Regions from separate parts of the Homo sapiens genome. Here region 1 is linked to region 2. A link is a loop called in an ENCODE intact Hi-C map of the cell type or tissue named here. Cell type or tissue: IMR-90. All regions are shown on one strand. Links, peaks and the distances in the headings refer to the core of each region. The heading gives the core; the rest is flanking DNA. Region 1 has its middle 64 kb from the start of ALDH7A1. Region 2 overlaps ZNF608 (zinc finger protein 608).

Region 1 (11,905 bases), core at 3,746-8,745, 1.8 Mb after region 2:
TTCCATTTTAAATATTTTTTTTTCTTTAAAATAATAGTAAAGACAAGGTCTCACTATGTTTCCCAGGCTGTTCTTGAACTCCTGAGCTCAAGTGATCCTCCCATCTCAACCTCCCAAAGTTCTAGGATTACAGGTATGAGCCATCATGCTGGGCCTCCATTTTTTTTAATTACATAAATAATTAATTTCCTCATAAGACAGAATTTCAACTCTCTTCCAAAATCTACAAAAGTGTGTGGCAGTGAGACAGCCAAGTAAAAAGTTTCTGCCCCCTGGCAGAAACTTCAACCAGCCTGCACACTGGGAGGATGGGGTGGAGCCTCAGGAAGTTCATGTCATTTGCAGGTGGGAGGAGCCTGGCCTCTCCTGTTCCAGGGTGGAACCCGGGATTCAGTCCGTGAGGCAGGAAGCCAACTAGCAGGACTTCTGCTTTGCTGAGAGTCCCTGTTTCCTGTTTTTTCCCTTTTTTGCCTAATAAATTCAATTTTTCTCAAACCTTCGAAGTGTCTGCAAGCCTAATCTCTCATGGTTGTGTGACAAGAACCCCGTTGTTAGCTGAACTAAGGAGAAAGTCCTACAACAGCAGGGATCCTGCACACACCCACATCCCCTGTTTCACTCCAAGCCAGCCCCACTGGCTTCCTCCTCTTTTTCCTCTTCCTGGGAAGAATATCAAATATGCCAACCTCCTTCCTGCTGTAGAAGAGGAAAGGCTTTTCCTCTACCCCCTTAGGTTCTGAGTCTGGAGATGATAGCTTGAACGGACAAAAAACAGACTAACAGGAGGAAAACTATACACATTTTATTTGATATTAATTAATATTTTTATATAACATGAGAGGCTTCATAGAAAAAAATGAAAATCCAAAGGACCGTTAGACCTAGGGGCTCACATACCATTTTAACAAAGGGCAATAAATTGTGAAGATGTGGCAAGACAAAGGAAAAAAAGGCTTGGGCTAGGGGTAGTGAATTGTGGAAAAGTGACTATAAAATATATAAAGAAACTAATGGAAGATATAAGTTATTTTAGTAAGATTTGTTTTTATAGATTCATCTCAGTATCAACTCTCCATCTCCAATGATAAGAATGTTCTACTCTTCTTCCTGGTACAGGGAGGGTACTTATGGGAAATTTATGCTCTGCTTTTAGGTAGAAAAGGGGAGGGCAGAGAGCCCTTCCTGCATATGCTGTTTCTCAACTGCCTTCATCTGAAAATAATGAATATGCCAAAGCAGCATATTTTGAGATGGTACATTCTAATCCTTTACACTGCCCTGACTGACCCTTGCCTGGACACTCAGCTGCTTGCATCACTCCTTCCATTCTCATCTCAGCTGAAATGTCATCTTGTCATCTCCTCAACAAGGGCTTTGCTGACCTCCTTAAGTTAGGATATTCCCCCACACCTCCCTGACCCCATTATTCTATATTCTAAAAGTCTTTTCTCTTTTTAATGGCATTTTGTTTCAAATATCTCAATTTGTGGTCAATATATTTGCTGATTTACTTGTTTATTGACTTCCCCCTTCTCTAGACTGAGGGCAAAAACTGATATCTGCTTATTCTCCAAATTTTTCTTTTGCCTACCTATATTTTCTAGGTTTTTTTCAAATGCCCTGTTTCATAACAAGAAAATAAGATAAGATGGTTGTTAATGTTAACAACATGCTGAGGCTGGGCACCGTGGCTCACGCCTATAATCCTAGCCCTTTGGGTGGCCAAGGCTTGAGGCTCACTTGAGCCCAGGAGTTTAAGATCAGCCCGGGCAACATAGTGAGATCTCATCTCTACAAAAAATAAAAACACATTAGCTGGGTGTGTTGGCACAGGCCTGTAGTTGTCTCAGCTACTCTGGAGGCTGAGACAGGAGAATCACTTGAGCCTGAGAGGTCAAGGCTGGAGTGAGCCATGATCACACAACTGCACTCCAGCCTGGGTTTCAGGTTCAGCCAGATCCAGGTTCTCATTATGACCCTTCCAGCTCCCAGCTGTGTGCATGTGGGCAAACAGTCTAAACTCTCCAAGCCTTAGTGTTCTTATATATAAATTATTTTTTAAATATCAATTTTCAACTATTGCTCTATATTTAACATTTTGTTACTGGTAATATTCTTGCTTGCTATTTTTAGAAGTTAACTCTTCAAAAAATCATGAAAATTGAAAACTCATCTATACTTTGAACCAAATAAAACTGCCAATATTTGATTATTTTTAAACTTTTTTTAAAATGACAATTTGATATGGTACAACATAATTTATGGTTTTTTTGACTTGGGGGTTCAGTGGGAAGCATAAAAATTTGGACTCTGCAAATAGTTTGATGGATAGCTGAACCTCCATTGTCCAAGTCAATGGAAGTTCCCCAAATAGCCCAACTCAATGGAAACCTCTGCTTTTTGCTTCCTACTAGTTCAAGGTCCAGGGGCACTGAGGAGAAAACATTATTTTAATGTCCCATGGCTCCAACTAGATTGATAAGTTCCCAACTTCATGACTGTCTGTGCTTCATGAGAATTTCTATAAGAAGAGAAAAAAAAAGTATGACTCACTTAAAATTGAAGAAAAAGAATTTTCCCATAAAGCAATGGTTCACAAATCTGTTTATCTTAGCTCATAGATCACCACCTCCCCACTGTCTGCTCACATTGCCACAGCCACCCACAGTTATCACCCCTTTTAAAAAGATAGAATTTCCTTGTTCCTTTATTGCTAAGATGGTAAGTAAAGCATAGTTTAGACAATGAGTATATATGGGAAAGCACCAGTTAAAGAAATATAGGAACATTCCAGTGTTTTTCCTTCCAAATAAGGAAGCTCATATTTATATGAGCTAAGTTAAGTGAGGTAATAAAAATTTGGCCGAGTGCAATGGCTCACACCTGTAATCCCAGGCTGAGGCAGGCAGATTACTTGAGGTAAGAAGTTCAAGACCAGCCTGGCCAACATAGTGAAACCCTGTCTCTACTAAAAATACAAAAATTAGCTGGGCATGGTGGCTAGCGCCTGTAATCCCAGCTACTGGGGAGACTGAGACAGAATTGCTTGAATCCAGGAGGTGGAGGTTGCAGTGAGCCCAGATTGTGCCGCTGCACTCCAGCCTAGGTGACAGAATGAGACATCATCTAAAAATAATAATAATAACTACTTTAAAGTTCATATGGAACCAAAAAAGAGCCCGCATCACCAAGTCGATCCTAAGCCAAAAGAACAAAGCTGGAGGCATCACACTACCTGACTTCAAACTATACTACAAGGCTACAGTAACCAAAACAGCATGGTACTGGTACCAAAACAGAGATATAGATCAATGGAACAGAACAGAGCCCTCAGAAATAACGCCGCATATCTACAACTATCTGATCTTTGACAAACCTGACAAAAACAAGCAATGGGGAAAGGATTCCCTATTTAATAAATGGTGCTGGGAAAACTGGCTAGCCATATGTAGAAAGCTGAAACTGGATCCCTTCCTTACACCTTATACAAAAATCAATTCAAGATGGATTAAAGACTTAAACGTTAGACCTAAAACCATAAAAACCCTAGAAGAAAACCTAGGCATTACCATTCAGGACGTAGGCATGGGCAAGGACTTCATGTCTAAAACACCAAAAGCAATGGCAACAAAAGCCAAAATTGACAAATGGGATCTAATTAAACTAAAGAGCTTCTGCACAGCAAAAGAAACTACCATCAGAGTGAACAGGCAACCTACAAAATGGGAGAAAATTTTCGCAACCTACTCATCTGACAAAGGGCTAATATCCAGAACCTACAATGAACTCAAACAAATTTACAAGAAAAAAACAAACAACCCCATCAAAAAGTGGGCGAAGGACATGAACAGACACTTCTCAAAAGAAGACATTTATGCAGCCAAAAAACACATGAAAAAATGCTCACCATCACTGGCCATCAGAGAAATGCAAATCAAAACCACAATGAGATACCATCTCACGCCAGTTAGAATGGCGATCATTAAAAAGTCAGGAAACAACAGGTGCTGGAGAGGATGTGGAGAAATAGGAACACTTTTACACTGTTGGTGGGACTGTAAACTAGTTCAACCATTGTGGAAGTCAGTGTGGCGATTCCTCAGGGATCTAGAACTAGAAATAGCATTCGACCCAGCCATCCCATTACTGGATATATACCCAAATGACTATAAATCATGCTGCTATAAAGACACATGCACATGTATGTTTATTGCGGCACTATTCACAATAGCAAAGACTTGGAACCAACCCAAATGTCCAACAATGATAGACTGGATTAAGAAAATGAGGCACATATACACCATGGAATACTATGCAGCCATAAAAAAGGATGAGTTCATGTCCTTTGTAGGGACATGGATGAAATTGGAAATCATCATTCTCAGTAAACTATCACAAGAACAAAAAACCAAACACCGCATATTCTCACTCATATGTGGGAATTGAACAATGAGATCACATGGACACAGGAAGGGGAACATCACACTCTGGGGACTGTTGTGGGGTGGGGGGAGGGGGGAGGGATAGCATTAGGAGATATACCTAATGCTAGATGACGAGTTAGTGGGTGCAGCGCACCAGCATGTCACATGTATACATATGTAACTAACCTGCACATTGTGCACATGTACCCTAAAACTTAAAGTATAATAATAAAAAAAAATAATAATAATAACAAAATTCTTTAAGATAAAATAGAAATTGGCTTCTGTGACATAAAAATAATAGGAGAAAAACTTATAAAAAAATCACAATTGGCTGCCTTCCCCTTATGTCTGAGAGTGAAAAAAATACCAAGGTGGGTGTATCAAACTTCCTGCTTTGTTGCCAGTTGCACTTACATAGATATTTTGAGCCTAGCATGATGCATTCAAATATATCAACATTTTAATATACTAATAATATTATTACTATTCCTAAACCAATGAGTAAGAAGATAAAAAGGGGAAATGCCCCGCATTTGTAACTGAATAGATATGAAATAAATTAAAGAATATAAGCTTAGTTAATTCTAAACACCTCTAAACTGGCATGGTTTTCTATGGTCATCCTAGCTAGATCTAGATTTTTATTTTCATTTTATTTATTTTTATTTATGTTGATTGATTGATTGAGACAGGGTCTCTATCTGTCGCTTAGGGTGGAGTACGGTTGACATGACTATGGCTCACTGCAGCCTAGGCCACCTGAGCTCAAACGATCCTCCTGCCTCCACCTCCCAAGTAGCTGGGACTACAGGCACACACCACCATGCCCAGCTAATTTTTTTTTTGTTTCATTTTTCATAGAAACAGGATCTCACTATGTTACCCAGGCTGGTCTTGAACTCCTGGGCTCAAGCTATCCTCCCTCCTTGGCCTCCCAAAATGCTGTGATTACAGGCATGGACCATTGTATCCATCCTTGGATTTAGATTTTTTTATCCCAATCTCTCCCTGGTCTTCACAGACACACATGTTAAACCAACATACCTGTTATGACTAGATTTGGCTGCAAGTGATTTTTTAAAAAATGAACAAAATGGAAGTTTAAGAGCCTACAGGTAGGCAATTCGGAGCTGGTCTGGCGATGCCTAGAAGTCCTCAGGAACCCTGTCTACTTTTTCACCTGGCCATACCTCCAGTCAGAAGGCAGAAGAGGCTGACTTTATTCCAAGCAGCTTTGTGCCCACCCTAGAACAGAGGGGATGGATATGGGGTAGGAAATAGCTGTCTCTACCATCACCAAATTCTACCAAACATATAAAAAGAAGCCAATACCTCCACAAATTCATCCATTTATTTGCTTCTTCACAAATGTTAACTAATTTCACACTATATGCCAGGCATCTTGCTCAATGAACACAGGAAAGCAAGAGAGCGTGAACAAACTAGACAAGGTCCTGCCCTCACAGAGCGTCCACTGAGTGAGTGAAACAGACATGAAAAAATCAGGGTGCGCTGCATCTGTTAGGGACAAAAGGAGGGAGAAGTTAATTTGACTTTGGGGTGAGGATGGTCATAAAAAGCTTTCTGTAACCTTCCTTACTGTTATTAAGCGATACAGACAAGAGAAAAGAAATACATGTTATAACAAACCAGAAATAACCCTGAAGTGAATTTTCTGTAGTGACTATTTAACAATAAGCCACAGTGCAGCTTGCGCTATGCTGCTTAATATGGTAAACAAAGTTCAGCCAAGGATCCTTTGCTGGAGGGAATAGCTTGTCCAGTTAGAAAGCTCCTTTTGTTTCTGAAAGCTACTAAAAAACTCAAGCCCTTCAAGTCATTTTAGCAACTCTGAGGGAACAATTATGCTTTTGTGCACAGACTTTAAAGAAAGCGTTTCACAGAGAAAAATCTTGTTGGTGGACAGAGAGGATGGCACATTGCCCAGGTTTTTTTTAATAAAGATGCAGGACTGAGCAGATGTGATAACTCTAGCCATTTAGTCACAGAGGCACATAGGTTATAAAATGTCAACAGTAGGGCAGGCTTCTTGTGTAGATTAGAAGTTCTGGGAGGCCACAGTGGAGAGAGCCCTGGGAAGGCTAAACTAGCCACAGCTGGGGTGGTTCTGTGCTTCCGGTGAGCAAGAATAAAATGAAATCCCTTGAGGAGGAAAGAAGGCAATGTGTTCGCCAGAAAAGTCATAGTTAAATGTAGAGGTCAAAAAATAAAAGGAAGGGAATGAGGCCAGGGGTGCTAAGCTTACCTGCATTCACAGAAAATACTACATGATTTGTGATTTACCTGGCAGCTGGGGTGGATGGCAGAGAAAGTCAAGGGCAGGCAAATCCCTTCTCTTGGTCTGCTCCTTGCACAGGGCAAACATGAGAATAAAAACTCATTGAGTTATTGCTGCAGGTTCTATGGTCTAGAAGCTATAGAAAATTGTCTGATGCTTTTTATTTATCTTTTTTGTTTTCTTTGAGACGGAGTCTCACTCTGTCTCCCAGGCTGGAGTGCAGTGTGTGATCTCAGCTCACTGCCATATCCCAGGTTCAAGCGATTCTTGGGCCTCAGACAGATGTGCACCACCACACCCGGCTAATTTTTGTTTTAGCATTTTTAGTAGAGACGGGGTTTCACTATGTTGGCCAGCTGGTCTAGAACTCCTGACCTCAGGTGATCCACCCACCTCGGCCTCTCAAAGTGCTGGGATTATAGGCGTGAGCCACTGTGCCCGGCCTCTTTTTTTTTTTTTTTTTTTTTTCATTTCAGGTGGTTAAAATCACTTGATCTCTCTCTTTGGGGCACCTGAAATCTGGATTTAAAGCACCGGGGAAACATTACAATGATTTTGCATAATTTTTTAGGTTGGAACAAATTGTTTCTTCAAGGAAGGAAAAAAAATTTTCAATGAATCGTTAATTCTTTTTTTCTCCTTTTATTTTCTTTGTTGACATTTGGCCAAAGATGAACTTTTTTCCTTTTTTATTTTTATCTATTTATTCACTTATTTTCAGAGATAGCATCTCACTCTGTCACCCAGGCTGGAGTGCAATGGTACAATCATAGCTCACTGCAACCTTGAATTCCTGAGCTCAAGGATCCTCCCGCCTCAGCCTCCCAAGTAGCTGGGACTACAGGCACGCACCACCACGTCTGGCTAATTTGTTTACTTTTTGTAGATTCAGGGTCTTGCTATGTTGCCCAAGCTAGTCGCCAACTCCTGACCTCAAGCGATCCTCCCACATCAGCCTCCCAAAGTGTTGGGATTACAAGCATAAGCCACTGTGCCCAGCTGTTATTTTTTCTTTTTTAAATTAAAGCTTTTAATACTGAGGGATGTAGTATAAAACTAGCATCTGATTCTCTAAGCTTCTCCAGCACAAAATAGGAGCAAGTTGATGTTCCTTTATACTATCCCCAGAAAAGATAAGTCAATGTGTCCTCTAGGCCCCAAGAAAGGGCACAGGGCACAGAACATGTAAATCTTCTCTCCCCTACCCTGTTTGAGATTGTGAGCACAGCTCACCTTCCTAGCTCAAAGCTGAATGTTTTCATGTTAGAAGCATGTTCAGTGACCCACTAAATAGGATCAAATATCTCATTTCATTCAGGAGATTTTCACAGGTGAAAGTCAAAGAATTTAAATATTCAGTGAACAATTTGAGTTCACCAGCTCAAAACAGACAGAAGCTAAAACTCAACTAGAAGATGTTTCCTTCTTCTACACTTCTGTACAGGGGTTCAACTCACTGCAATCCAAGACCAATCCATTCTAGCCAAGGTTCTTGGGTCTGTCGGCTGGCAGAATATGCCACCTCAAAATATGACACTTTGACATAAGGATTATTTTGAGCTGAAGGCAATTGAGAAGATCACGCCCGTAATCCTAGCACTTTGGGTGGCCGAGGCAGGCAGATCACCTGAGGTCAGGAGTTCAAGACCAGCCTGGCCAACATTATGAAACCCCGTCTCTACCAACAATACAAAACTTAGCCGGGTGAGGTGGCACACACCTGTAATCCCAGCTACTCGGGAGGCTGAAGCAGCAGAATGGCTTGAACCCGGGAGGCAGAGGTTGTGGTGAGCTGAGATTGTGCCATTGCACTCCAGCCTGGACAACAAGAGTGAAACTCTGTCTCAAAAAAAAGAAAAAAAAATGTATTGGTCCTTTGCTAAAATGCTATAAGCCCATGTTCCAACCAAACCTTTGAGTTTATTCATCTCTGAGTGTTCCCGCATGTAATTGCAGTGCACATACTAATAAAATTCTGATTGTTTTCTTTTGTTAATCTGTCTATGTCAATCCAATGCATAGGGGCTCAGCCAGAGAAGCTAGAAAGGTAATCAGAAAAAGAATTTGGTCCCTTTCAAAAGTTTCTTGAAGAGACTCCGCTGTCATTAGAGGCAGCTCTAGAGATCCTACCATACCTCCAGTGACCCAGCCTATAGACTCAAGACACAGCCCCGTCTCCTTTCTCTGCTCATTCTTGCTCAATCCCTGGACCTGCCAAACGGGGCCCTAGCCCCCAGACTATGTGGTTTCCCCTAGACCCTGTTTACTGAAGAAATACTCTTTGAATCAGGGTGACCCATCAGTCCAGACCTCTGAGCCTCGCTTAATTAAATGAGTGCCCCAAGGATGGTCCAGGCCTAGACCAGCTCCACACAGAAAGCAGGGAGCTCTAAGCGCTTCCATCAATAACACTGAGAGATGAAGCCAGCTGTACTTCCTGGGTGGAGTGGGGACTTAGAGAACTTTTCTCTCTAGCTAGAGGATTGTAAATTCACCAATCAGTGTTCTGTGTCTAGCTAAAGGATTGTAAATGGACTAATCAGCACTCTAAAATGGACCAATCAGCACTCTGTAAAATGGACCAATCAGCAGGATGTGGGCAGGGCCAAATGAGGGAATAAAACCTGGCCACCCAAGCCAGCAGCAGCAACACACTCAGATGTGGTGTTCCCAGTGTTTCCTGGCTAAAAGTTGGGAATCAAATGCAGGTCTCTTGACAGGCCTGGTGCCATAGATTAAGAATCTGCTGAGCCAGAGCATAGCAAATGGAGAAGAGGCCATGCTGAGCTAGAAGAGGCTTGAAATGTAACTTAGCCTGGAGAGAGAAATGTATAAAGTTGGGAAAGATGGTCTGAGCTGTCACCCATCTAGGGCTAATTGGAGTGCACAGCCTCCAACTAAAGAAACTTAAATTTGATTTTTTTGAAAGTTGTCTCCTGGCCTGGTGCAGTGGCTAACGCCTATAATCCTGAAATGGGAGAGTTCCCTGACCCCCCTCAGAGACGTGTGACCGAATGTGGCTCATCTGTTCGGCCACTGTGCACTCAAACCCCTTAGAGGAGGGGGAGCACGCAGGAGCTGGGGCAAGCGCTTCTGGGCTCTGACCCCACAGTAGCATCTAGGGGTGGGTGCCTGTAACTTCTGAAGCCCCAGTGGGCATATTACAGTACTTTTTTAGCTCTGCCGTCACAGATGGCTTAAGTGTTAACTAGCTCAGTGCCCTCTCCGGGTCCTTGTCCGGCATCCAGGAAGAATCAGGTCACACGGACAAATTGAAGGATGGTAAATGAGGGGGATTTTATTGCCAGATGGAGGTGGCTCTCAGCGGGATGGATGGGGACCTGGCGAGGGGATGGAGTGGGAAGATGATCTTCCCCTGGAGTTAGGCAGACCCACAGCCAATCTCCTCTCCTATCATCCCCAGGCAAACTCCTCTCAACATTCAGATGCTCCTTCCCTTCTCTCCTTCTCTGCTGCACTGCTCTTATGCTCCTCTGCTCTTCTGCTCGTGGAGCCTGAGGTTTGGGATTTATATGGGTACAGGATGGGGGGCATGGTGGGCCAAAAAGCAACATTTGGGCACAAAAACAGGAATGCTTCTTCCCATTTAGGGCCGTGGGTTTCCAAGCTTCAGGGTGGGGACTTTGCCAGGGAACCACCCTCTTCTACGCAGTATCTCCCTGCCTCCTCTCTGTATCACTCCCAGCACATTGGGAGGCTGAGGCGGGTGGATTGCTTGAGCTCAGGATTTTGAGAGCAGCCTAGGAAACATGGCAAAACCCTATCTCTACAAGAAATACAAAAATTCGCCAGGCATGGTGGCATGCGCCTGTGGTACCAGCTACTTGAGAGGTTGAAGTGGGAGGATTACTTGAGCCCAGGCAGTCAAGGCTGCAGTGAGCCATGACCACAACACTGCACTCCAGCCTGGGCAACAGTGGGAGACCTGTCTCAAAAAAAAAAAAAAAAAGAAAGAAAGAAAGGAAGTTGACTCCCAAACAAAATAAGCACTTAGACCAATTTTGGCCATAGGGCACCAGTCTTTGATTTAGATTTGGTCCAATTCATTATTGGAAGAGCTGGGGCACAAAGAGATCAAATTACTTCTCTAAGATCATTTGGCCCCTTAGAAACAGAGCTGTGCCTGGAATGCAGGTGCTCTACCTCCGGGACCTGTGCCCACTCCTCCTATTCCACTCTTCCAGCTTAAGTCCAGGCATCTCTCCTTTCTGCCCCAGAGCAAGCATGGGGCAGTCAAGTACTATTTTGATTCTGACTCAAAATTCTGCATTTAAGGAAAGATCAGTTCTTCTTTCTCTACCTCTTCTCTTCCCAAACAATTCAGTCCTGAAGCCATTAGATGGGTGAGAAGAGTGCCTCCACGTAGAGGAGCTGTACATGGGTGTCAGAGCCTCAACTAGGTGATGAGGGCACTCATGTAAGGACAAGTCCAGCACCATCAGAACCGGAGAGAGGTGGGGAGGGCGTCCTCATGAGATGGGAGATAAGTGATACACAAGGAGTGATCTACAAAAAAATGCATCAAGGGTAGTGAGGCAGGTTTCTCATCAGAGACAAGAGTTGCAGATAGTGAAAGGGAAAACTAAAAAGGAACGCTGTGGTGTTGGATAGGATTCGGAAGTTTTATGTAAACTCACACTTGTCCATATAAACAGATTTATAAATAAATGTAGATGTAAATGTCTGCCAGCTGCAAGGGCCTGGGAGCAGTGACATGCCCACATCAACAGGCATCCCTACACTAGACTCTGGCTTATAAACATGATGCTTTACCAAAAAAGACCTGGGATCCTTGAAGAAACGGCTGATTCTAGGGCTTGGGCAGGAAAAGTACAAACTGAACCTGGAACATCTTGTGCCAAAAAGAAAGGAAGTGCTCAGAGAAGGACAGGAACGTGTTGAAAGGACAGTGAAGCCAGCTTGAAGGGAGTCCTGCTGGCCAAATCAGGGATATAAAAATTTAGTTCGAGCATCAAAGTAAGTAATGTAATAAATGGATTATAACTCATTGGATAAAATAGAAAAATTTAAGTACATACAAATATAAATAAGTGAATCAATGGAAAGTTTGATGGAGAGCAGGACAGGTTCATAGTTTCAAAGTATCTCCCCTCACAAAGACCTATTAATTTACAAAGGGTAAAAGAGATGTTTCACA
Region 2 (11,905 bases), core at 6,738-11,737:
CATGTGCAGTCGGTCAAGAAACAGACTAGGAAGCATCTCCAGACAAAAAAAAAGTGCAAACATCCAACCAACTGGGATTCCGGGCTTTGGATCCTCTCTCAATTCAGCATCAGTTGCTGTATCTGCTCTTTCTCTCCCATCTCAAGCTTGTACTTAACACAGGCCTCTACCCTGTAACAGAGCTTCAAAATCACAGTGAGATCCTACACTTCAACTTCATCCCTTTACCTATAGTTCCTAGCACCAAAGGTCTTACAGTGACAGCAACAGAGTTTTGCAACAAGTGGGCAAATCTCCTCCAGTAAATTTCTTCTCCACTGTGTTCTAAATGTGCCAGGATTTTCAATAGAAAATTTCACAACCCTGTGCTCTGTCAACTCTAAAACCCTCTCCTCTCCCCAAGTCAAGGCTTCAGAGGAAATAAAAAAGTATCACTGCTTATACAGGCTGTACTGAGTTTATCACATCCATTATCTTTCTGACTTCTGTCCTTGGGATTCCAGTTGGTCTTGACCTTGTATAGCTGCCCTCACAGTATCTTTGTCAGTTTATGCATACTACTTCTATTATTTCTCTTTCTCAAATCAATTTCATTGGGTATGTTAGAAATATGCAGAAATTCTAGAAATGAATGTATATGTAAAAAGATATTAACAAATATGGAAAAAAGAAATATATAACATATATACTACTCTCAAGATGGTATCAATCCTCAAGATCTCATTTTCTTATTAGGTCCTTATTGAACTTCACTTCTTAGTTATAAAAGTCCCTTAAAAAAAAAAATCAGACCAAAAAAAAAAAAAAAAAACCACACACATCAGATACAGCTTCAGCCTCATCAGTTGTATCTTGTTGCCAGCTCCAGGTATCCTTTTTTTTTTTTTTTTTTTTTTTAAGACAGAGTTTCATTCTTGTTGCCCAGGCTAGAGTGCAATGGCATGACCTCGGCTCACCACAACCTCCATCTCCCGGGTTAAAGCGATTCTCTTGCCTCAGCCTCCCAAGTAGCTGGGATTACAGGCATGTGCCACCATGCCCGACTAATTTTGTATTTTTAGTAGAGACAGGGTTTGTCCATGTTGGTCGGGCTGGTCTCGAACTCTCGACCTCAGGTGATCTGCCCGCCTCGGCTTCCCAAAGTCCTGGGATTACAGGGGGTGAGCCACTGTGCCGGGCCCCAAGTATCTTAAGAAACATCTGTAAAGGAGGTTCTCTCCAAACACAGCTTTACAAATAGGCAGAAGAGATGACTGCCCAAAGGTGTGATTTAAGACACCAGGAAAGCTCTTATGCCTCTCCTCCTATTAGACCAGTCCCTACCTTTGAATTCCATACCTTGGTCTTGAAAAGTCGACTCACGATGGGATTGAGGTGCTATCTTAAAATCACCTTAAGGGTCATTCAATAGGTTGGTATTGGAGGGCAAAGCTCTTGATAAATGGAGAAAAAAATAGGCTTTAGGTGGATAGGAACATATCAGAAAGATATTTTCAGGAGGAATTTAGCCAAGGGGATCAAAGCAAAGATCACCTCTGCTTTGGGGTGGCTGACATTTTGTTTATCTAGCTCTCCCATGCTGCTGGCAATAATAATAGCCTCACAGACATGTACAGTACTCACTCCTCCACAGGAAGCACCTTCTCTTGACCTATCTTACGCAGATTTTCCATAATCTGAAAATCACTATCCCAACATGTCTGGCCTTCTGCTTATCTTCGTTACCATGCAAGACAACCTCAAACTCGTTCCTTAGCCATTTTTAAATGCTGAAGACTCAATAATCAAATATGACAGCAATTGATATATGATAAATACATATACATTTAGCTCATTCTCTATAGTTCCTGAATATTATTAAATATGTTGATTTATAAATATTTGGGCATATTTCCACTCTAGTGCAAGAAATATATCCATGTTGCTTGCGTTGTAGACTCTAGTACCATAAACCCCACCCACTTAAACAATGCGGACTTTATCAACAGCCCCATAACCTCACCTTCTGTCCTATTTCCTAAACCCCATGACACATCACTCTTCTTTCTCTTCTTATAATTCCAAGTAACATAAATAAAATTCACTATAGAACCCTATTAGCCCACCAACTTCAAAAGCTAATTTATGGGCCCAAGATTTAGGTCAGCAGTATTCTAACTTTACAAAAGGGGAGGAGACCAATTTCTGCCCTTTAAGCGCTCATCTGCACAGGAAGCAACCAGAAGGAGGAGGTCCCTGAGTCGCTTTAAAAGCATCAGTTCTGATTACCGTACTCATTCTGGCATGGCCATCAAATGCAAGAAGTGTGAAGAAGAAATGGATGCTGTTTTAAAAGAAGGCTCGTCCTGACACAGCACACTGATCACCATCTCACTGTCCCTTTCACAAGCTTACTCCGTCTTTGAGCTTCACAGCTGCAGTTTGGGAAGAACAGGCTAGCCCAGGCCTCCAAGAGCATCCCAGAGAGGAAGACCAGCCAATGGAGGTCCTGAGTGAGAGGGACATTTGCCCTAATGTTTGGTGAGGTACCTAACAATGCCCCTAAACCAAGGATAGCGAGTGGCAGCAAAGTGGTATCACACTGGAGCGGAAACCTATTCTGAGCCCGGGAGAGGCTAAACACTCACATTTAGGAAACACTTAAGAACAGAACATAGTAAATCCTTAAACATTAAAAATTACTCCTCTTGTAGGTTGTATTGGTTCGTGCTGTTACAACAAATTCTTTAAGCTGTTCCTTGACTGTAAATACTGTACTTCTATATGTGTATATGTTTAAGTATATATATCTATGTGTGTTTATAAATATAAAATATACATATATGCTATATTTAGTGATCTGTGGTTACTTTTATTTCTTTTTTGTTGTTTACTTGTTGTTTCCCACACTCCCCCAAAGGGTACTTTGAAATCTTTCCAGTTTTTACAATTAAACCTAACCATCTGGACAAAAATCTTCACATTCACTAAATTAGTCACAGATTTTGTGGGTAAGCTGAGAAAGTAAATGCTATGCTCAGTGCTAGGATTTAAACCACATCTACCACAGCAAAACACTCTCTCTCCAATAATCTCTCCAATTATGCACGCACATTCAGGCTCAAATAACATGGAAGCAACTACACCTCACTGCACAGATTTGTACAATTAGTATTATTCCTTAGATCCTGAAGCAACAACAAATCCAAAGTAAAATTATTCAAAAAGCTTTCAGAATTTATTTTACAGACAAAAGATAAAACAGTACCTATTTTTTCACCACCATTTAACTTCCTCCTACTACTGGTGTGTGCTGGCAAGCTGCTCACCAAATGCACAAGTGATTTGAAGAGATCTGTGTTTATGTGTTAAACACTGGCAACAATGTGATTTGAATACATAGGGCATTTTCTAGATTTTTCAAGTGTAAAAAGGCTTCCACCCTCTTCAGAGTTTACTTTAAGTGTCAAAAAAGGAAAATTTAACATGTTTAAGACCCAATATACTTACAGAGCTGAAATCCAACAAGGGCAAGTGATTTCGTGTTGTCATCCAATCACCAGTATATAGCTATAGATATTACAAAATTTCTATCAGTCTAAAACTAGACAGGATTATCTGCTGGAAGTAACTCTTGCAGATGTACTGACTCCAGGTAAATGGAAAAGACTGGTTTTTACAAGGAAATAATGTACAGGAATTTATAGCAGGCTTACGGATGCAAATGCTAGTGTTTCAAAGGAGACTTTAAGCCTTTAATGTGAGCTAAGATAGAGAGTATTAGACTTTGGTGTAAACAGGTTTATAGAAATCATTTTCAGAGTGTCTTAGGTTGGCATTTTTCCTTTCACATTTTATATGGGCAACAAAAAGGATCCACGTCTGTAGTATACAGAACAGGTTAGAGAGGAGAAGCAAGAGACAAGAACTCTTGTTAATATTAAATTGTGAGGGGCCGAAAGCTCAGCACTTACTCTCCATTCTTTATGCTACATGTGAGCACATATTAAACTTACTGAAATAAATTTGTATTTCGGGGGGTTGTTTTTTAAATCCTCAGAAGCATTCATAGAGTGGAGGCACTGACAATTTGGTAAAAAGCTTTCTTTCCAGGAAGGATTAAAACTGTAGAGCAATTTCAAGATTGCAAAGCTTCTAGGCTGTCACAAATATTAAGAGAAGCCATGTTTATCTTTGCACTTTTGTTTTGGTTTGCTAAGTAAACCTAGACTGAGCATTCAGTCAACCAAAGAAATCACATGTAGGTGAGCATCTGCAGGTTTTCCTACTGGTAAGACATGATTTTTTTTTATAACTTTAAAAAGATGTGTTTACACAAATTTAGTCTACTTAGTGACTATGGCAGTGTTATTGTTTTTTGGGTTTTTTTGAGACGGAGTCTCGCTCTGTGGCCCAGGCTGGTGTGCAGTGGCACGATGTCAGCTCACTGCAACCTCTGCCTCCCGGGTTCAAGCGATTCTCCTGTTGCAGCTTCCTGAGTAGCTGGGGTTATAGGTGCGAACCACCACACCTGGCTAATTTTTGTATTCTTTTAGTACAGACGGGGTTTCACCATGTTGGTCAGGCTGGTCTCGAACTCCTGACCTCGTGATCCGCCCACCTCAGCCTTCCAAAGTGCTGGGATTACAGGCGTGAGCCACCGCGCCCAGCCAACTGACACAAGATTTAAAAGTTTGGAGTTTTAGGCCAGGAGTGGTGGCTCATGCCTATAATCTCAGCATTTTGGGAGGCTGAGGCGGGCAGATTACCTGAGGCCAGGAGTTCGAGACTAGCCTGGCCAACATGGTGAAACCCCATCTCAACTAAAAATACAAAAATTAGCCAGGCGTGCTGGTGGGTGTCTGTAATCCCAGATACTCGGGAGGCTGAGGCAAGAGAATCGCTTGGACCCGGGAGGCGGAGGTTGCAGCGAGCCGAGATCGTGCCACTGCACTCCAGCCTGGGCGACAAAGCAAGACTCCATCTCAAAAAACAAAAAAAAAGTTTGGAGTTTTAGACATTAACAGAAGTAAAATCCAGTCTCTTTCCTCACTAATACGGAAAATATTAACAGGAAAGAATCAGGAATGAGCAATGGCACATTAAAAAGTAAGTAGCAGTTTGACAAAACTGAAACTACTTAGACCTAATTTTTTACACTCTCTTTGCTCCCCAATTCCTACAATCCTCTTGTTCACCGCCCCTCAGAAGAAATAGATCTATAAAATGAAGCTATCAGCCATTATTTGGATTCAAAAATCATGCCATTTCAAAAGGATCATGATACCAAAATAATAAATAATACCAGAACTTAAAGCTAGGAGAAAAACAAAACAAGATCACCTAAAGCCAATTCAGATATTTAAAAGTTCAATGTATCAAATATGCATCAATAAACAAATGATTTTAATGTTACAGAAGAAATGGGCTTTTTCATGGCATGCATCCTGAGTTATCAAAAAGAGAGACAGTTTATACACAAAAGAGCAGATTAAGATAAAGGGTTTCACTCCCAAGATTAAAGTAAAAATAAAAACAGTGAGTTGAGGAGTGTTTAGAATGATACTTCTAGAAAATAATGCTAGGTCTTTCCAGAAACCTATTTATTCACAATAAGATTAGAAGGACAAACTGCAACTACAACATGGACAAATGCCATGATTTCTGGTCTTCTAGTCCTTAGGAAAGGGGTTTTTTTGTTTGTTCAAAAAAAAAAAAAAAAGACATACTGACATTCAGGCTGCCAGGCAACTGCTTTTCCCCCTCCAAAACTGCTGTACCACTTCACTGCTGTTGCTGGAGAGTCCCTTTCTATTCAGAAACAGGGCTACTAACTAATGAAATCATGGGGAATTTCTATAAATGGTCCCAATTATTCAAGAGAATGCATTGTCTAGGGCCCTTGCAACAAAAGCTCTACCCCAACCACCCTCTTTCCCACACACCTTTCTTCTACTTTTTACTCCCTAGCTCCACCACCACCATTCCTCCTTAAGTGAGCAAACAGGAAGATTCAGCAAGTCTTCTAGCCCCTCTCTCAGCTAAAAGAACCTTGAGAGTTTTGCTTCCTGACCAGGGAGCACAGAAATAATCTGCCTCCCCACCTTCTTCCCTCCCTCTATACAGCTTAAAAGATGCACTTGGCTAGGCAGTTCTCTCCATTAAACAATTCATTCTTCTTTTGCCTTCTTTGTGAAAAAAAAAAAGGGTAAAAACAGCTGAGCATGATCACAAAACATAACACTGGGCATTCAATTTCTGTACCTTACGGCCTCATTCTTTCACCTCATCCATAGGATTTGGCGACCAAGTAAATCTTAATCTGCAAACAAATGGTTTGCTCTCCAATTAAACCATTCATTCTCTCTATCTCTCTCTCTTTTTTTTTTTTTTTTTTTTTTTCTGTTTGGCGGCTACCCAACCCAAAGACTTCTAGGTTCTTCCATTATTTAGCTCTCCCAATGGTTAAAAAGCAATAAGCTCATTTGGAGTTTATAAAACTATGCACCATCAACAAAAGCATGTAATGCTTCCAAGATGCACAGTGGCTTCTACAAGCACAATGAGGAGCTGTGTGTAGTCTCTCCCCAAACAAAAATGCCCAGGCCCCAATTAAGCACCCTGGGGGCTTTCAAAGCAGTTATGCTAAGTTGCAAATACAGCAAGATCCACTTGAACTCCAACTGTCTTGTGTGCTTTTCCTCCCAAGGTAGGGAAAAAGCCGGGGCAGACTGACCTCATTAAAGGGTAATTAGTGAACCCCAGGACTTGAGGGGCTACCACAATCATTGCTATTGTGAGCATTTCACTACAGGGCCACTAATTTTTTCATTTTTTTAACCCAGGAGGTCTCTGCAATCTGAAGGCCCAACATTTTAAATTTTTAAGGATTTCAATCTGGCTGTTTTTTTCTACTACTAGTCATTGAGTAAGAAGAAAGGAAGCAATACAAAGAGCACTCCGACTTCTTTTGTGGAATTCTGGCATATCTAAAAATAAGTTTTTAGAAAACCATTTAAATAACATATACCCTATATATCTAAGAAATAATTTTGAATAGGTTTTGTTGAAACAAAATGAAATAAATTCTCCACCTCCTGATTAGAGATTCAAAGTGGCACATAAAAGAGCATTAGAAATCAATCAATATAGGGTTTTATGATTATATATGATAAAGATGTTTAAAAAAAACTCATGCATCCATTTACATGTGCAGTTCTTACTCAGAAACTAATACACAGTGATGCGATCAACATAACCACTTTACCATCAATAAAATCCTTCACACCTCTTTAAAGCCCATTATTACTGTTGATATCAATCTGCCAAGATGCTTGAGGACTAAATTCTACTATAAAAGGCACCAGTAAATTTCGCCGTTTACATTAAGAGTAGCACCTTTTCACAAATACTAATCCACTGCCTTGGTACTAAAATTCTCCAGTACTTGAGAAAGCAGTCTTTAAGGCAAGTAATAAAATGGTTGTCTTAACTTGACATTCTCAGCAACCAAGATTTAAACAACTCTAATATTTACATATAATCAGGGGGATCAACATCTTTGTTAAAAAAAATCACTGAAAGAGAGGAAATGGAGTTGGGGTGATAAGTGATGATCACCCTCTATACAGAACCACCCCGAAGCCCAGAACTAGGTCCATTCTCCTAACACTGGCGTACGGAGGGACTGGGAAGACCAAAGTCACAGGAACCCACCTACTATACTGATCTCAGTACAACCACCCCAGCCGCTCGCTGAGGGAGGGTGTGCTCCAGAGACCTACACAAAAACTTGGGTACACATTAATGCCCACAGTAACTTATTTAATGCTACCCTTAGATTTGTGCCAAGCCAATTAATCACTCAATTCGTTTATTTGGGTTTACAGCTTTTGAATATTGAATGAAAGAATTTAAACGTGTGGAACAAAAGTCTTTGTGTTTTGGCCAAAGTATACTTAAACTATATTTAGAAGGAAATGTGTCTGTATATTTCTCTTTTATTAAAACACTGCATAGGGACCGTTCCTTAGCCAAACATCCTTGTTTTATTTTAGAAATACTACAAAATTTATTTGCATTACTTAAACATATGCAATACATTTTGGGAAATCTTGAAAAGATGGAAAAGTCTTATTAAGTGATGGGGGGCAACCATAGTTGCTTTGTTTTGTTTTAATGTACCCAGTATATTCGGCTTTCGGGAAAAAATGCAAATCCTGGAAGTCATTCCAAACAGTTGGAAACTCTTCCTCTTAAAGTAAATCCAAGGGCTCAAAAAATAAATATTCAAGAGCATTAATTTGTTTCTAGATGTGTGCGTGCAAGTAAAACAGCAGTCATAATGTGGAAATTTCAGTCACATTTTGCAACTAATTGGAAGCAGATTAGAATTCTGCCTCAGGGGAACGTTGTCAAACTAGAAGCTGGAGCAAATGAAGAAAGAGGTGAAGGCGTCGTGAAGAGCTGACAGATTTACAGCGCTCAGGGCCATAAACGGGTCCCTGGCGGGAAGAAGGGCGCGTTCCCGGCTGCACGCCCCCGCCGCCCCGTCGGGAACGCGCAGCCCCGGGCCCGAGGTGCCAGCGGCCACGCCCCCAGGAGCCCAGGGCCCTCCATCTGCTCCCATAGCGAAAACAATAAAGGGACCTGCTGAAGAAACCAGTGCGACTGATAAGATAGAAAACCTGCACACTGATAAACTGGAGGATGCAAAAGTCAAAGGGAGAGAAGGCTTCTTTATTTTAAGAATGGGGGAAGGGGAGAGCAAAAGAAAGCAGATTGTGGAGGATAATACAGCAATGGAGTAATGTTTGGAAACAGCTGCTCCCTTTCTACTTCAGTGTCTGGCATCTGCTGCGGCATCATGGGAAAGGCTGGTGAAAGATTTGGGCAGGGAATGTAAATGGAGACAATTGACCAAATGGAGTTGGATGCGGAGAGGCTCAACTGCTCTGTTTTAACATCATGTTGCTCCCTTTTGGGGGCAGAAACAAACAATATTACTTAACTCAAATTACACCTTTAGAGAAGTTTAAAAATTTGGGAATACGAATCGCTTTTCAATTACTGAAGATGTCAAACGATACAAGGGGATAAAATCTAGCTGCAGCCTCCACTTCTCAAAATGTTGAGCTCATCTTCCACACAACTTCACAGAAAAGCTAAAAGGAAGTAGTTTCCTCTGTGTTTCACTTATTTTGAAAAAAAAAAAACATGTTTAATCACCACTGCTTACTTCTTAACTGGCTCAAGGGATAGTTTCTATTTGTTGTGCCTATTTTCCCCTTCGTTGCAAAGATTCAGCTCTAATTTCATTTCCATCACAAAAGAATTGGCAAATAACTAAAGCACGGGAACACATAACTAAAGTGCGGCTGTGCTAGTCATAAGCCTATAATAAAGCACAGATTTGATAGCATTATCCATGTACTGTGGTGAACCACACACAAATAAACAGTTCTCCATGAAGAATGAAAACCCAAGGCTTCAACCCTTCCAGTTCAAACATTTTTGTTGTTTTTAACATGAGCCATCCATAAAATCAGCCAAGGAAGTGACAGGAAATCCAGAAGTAAACTGGTCTGGCTATGCACGCTTTGGAAAAAAAAGTTAGAAGATGCTTTCCAACTCATCCTGATGATGTGTGAGGTGAATAATGGATAAAACTGTAAAATCTAGGTACAAAAACAAAAGGTACTTTTATGCCAGCTGAATCCAAACACATGATGAGTGTAGTTTAAAAAAAAAAAAGTACATTTCCTCCAGCATGGGGAAAATTTTCTAACCTAACTAGGAACAACTTAGACACAACCTTTGAACCTTCAGTGACTAATGCGAAGGACAAAAAGGTATACCAAAAGCGGCCAGAGGGCCAGATGTGCTTTTCCTAAGAAACTAAACCAGGAGTTTTCTTTAATCAAAAGGACAAACAGTGACTTCCAGGAGTTTATGAAAGTGTGACCAATTGGAACTTTGTCGTCTGTTGCTAATTGAGGCATATAAAAGAGTCCACTTCTTAAAACATACTACTAACACTTTTTTTAAAAATTCTCTGCCACATGACAAAAACCAGAATCGAGTTGACTGGTAGAAGATCAGTGCAACCAAAGACCAAGCTATTATTTCAAACTGTCAGGGGAAGGCAGTAAAATTGCTACCAGGTCTCCTTAAGTTACCCTTCAATGAAAAGAAGCCATCAGGGAAATAAGAGGAAAAGAAAACACATCAAAACCTTAAAAGTCCCTTTAAGTAAAATTATACGTCTGTGGCACCATGCCATCTGCTCTCTGGTTAGCATAATAAGCCAATTCCACAACCTAAATATCTGCTTTCTGAAATCATTATGTACAACACAAAATATAATCAATATATTTTTACTTGCTTTTTAAACTGTAAAAGCTACATTCATGTGGCATTATTGGAATATGCCTAAATGTCCCTGCAGACACATTTTTCTTAAGGTGCTAGCTGACAATGAGGATTCCCAGGAGGCAGAAAGCTCAGTAGTTGGGTTGGAATAGTCACAGTGAATGATATTCAAACTAGGTCGGGGGGTGGAAATGAGAAAGAAGAGTAAGTGGCTTTGAAAAATCCACAGAAGTATTTGTTCATCATTTCAAACCTATTTGTTCTAACCGAAACACCTTTTCCTTTGAGTTCTTTATTACAGTTACAATATATACCTTTAAGTTTTCATTTAGTTTCACTGGGGGGAAAAGCCTTCTGAATACCAGATGGGATCCCTGTGGTTCAAGGCCCACAGACCTAGCAAAATATAAGTATTTGCTTTGTGATCATTTCAGTTCTTAAGGCAAAACCCATCATCTTTTCTACTACATTCCCAAAGGTATTTCCAAGAAAAATTTAGCAAATATGCAAAATTCAGCTTTAGGAGCAAAGTCTCACTTTGGATATGCAAGAGGTTGCATATCCTTTGAGCTCTCAAAATAACATTACAAACAGCCCAACTGCTGGTCAATCAACTATGAATAGTTTAACAACCTTTCATTCAGTTGCAAAGGCTTTGTTCCCATTGCCAAAACCTTGAGCTTAAATTAAAAAGAACTTGTGACAGGGAGCAAGTAGTCACTAGTGAAACTGCAGTTGGGAGAAAGAATTAGACACAGAGGGAGAGGTCCATATATTCTGCAACAGAGTGGAACGTAAAACCAACAGTGAACATTTTTTAAAGAATAAAACCCATACTAACTAAATACTCCCAATCCAACATCTGTATATGCAGTTACAACATTTATATACACACACCTATGACATACCAGTTACAGGGCACCAATATCATACACATATTACTTACTCTCTAATGACAGTCTAAGTCATCACTGAGGCAGGGAGCTCACCTGTTCTCCATCCCTTTAATCTTCAATGACTACATTAGGAGAGTATTATGATCATTTATCAACAAGAATCCTAGCGAAGAAGGGTTATTTTCCCTAAGATGTTGCTAACAAGGATAGCCCAGTATTTCCTTAGTTCTGACTTCCATATAACACAGGAATGTAATACAAGTAATTTAGGAATAAAGTGTTTTGTATTCAAGCAAAACCCTTGATGTTCAGATTGCTGGCAAGTTCAGAGTGCTGGCAATCAAAACTATGTTGTGCTGCAGTAATTACTATGAAAAACTTCCAGTGCTTAATATTAAAGAATAGAATAACATGATCCTGCCACCTCTTCTACACCTCTAGAGTGTGTTCAATGTGGCAATTATCTTCCTTCAAGAAGCAGAGAGTTTAAACTGCATTGAAACTCAATTATACTCATGACTTTTGAAAACATACACTCCAAGTCAGGTTTCATCACATTCAAATCACTGCACAATATCTTATGAAACAGATTTTATCCCCCTCCCACAAGACATCTTCAAGCATAAAAATGACTTATTTTCAGCTCTGTACCCACTTTT

Evidence for each region. Hi-C counts contacts between places; a loop is a spot of excess contacts. Peaks named below come from ENCODE experiments on the same cell type or tissue, not always from the same donor. Only the 100,000 strongest peaks of a DNase experiment are listed, where the experiment ranks them.
Region 1: it touches region 2 in a loop (10-fold over the local background); 3 of 110 quality-filtered maps call a loop at or near these places.

The regions. Positions count from the first base shown.
Region 1 is chr5:126,525,442-126,537,346 of GRCh38, forward strand. No RefSeq gene overlaps it. Among named protein-coding and RNA genes, the nearest start is that of ALDH7A1, 64 kb to the right of the region's middle. In IMR-90, for the core only: no CTCF peak of the experiment used is centred there; a DNase peak (open chromatin) is centred at 6,440; H3K27ac peaks cover 202 bases.
Region 2 is chr5:124,726,860-124,738,764 of GRCh38, forward strand. All of the region lies in intron 2 of ZNF608 (zinc finger protein 608), which reads right to left. Among named protein-coding and RNA genes, the nearest start is that of ZNF608, 14 kb to the right of the region's middle. RefSeq lists enhancers at 6,366-6,938, 10,571-11,180, 11,789-11,905. In IMR-90, for the core only: no CTCF peak of the experiment used is centred there; a DNase peak (open chromatin) is centred at 9,462; H3K4me3 peaks cover 1,308 bases; H3K27ac peaks cover 1,658 bases.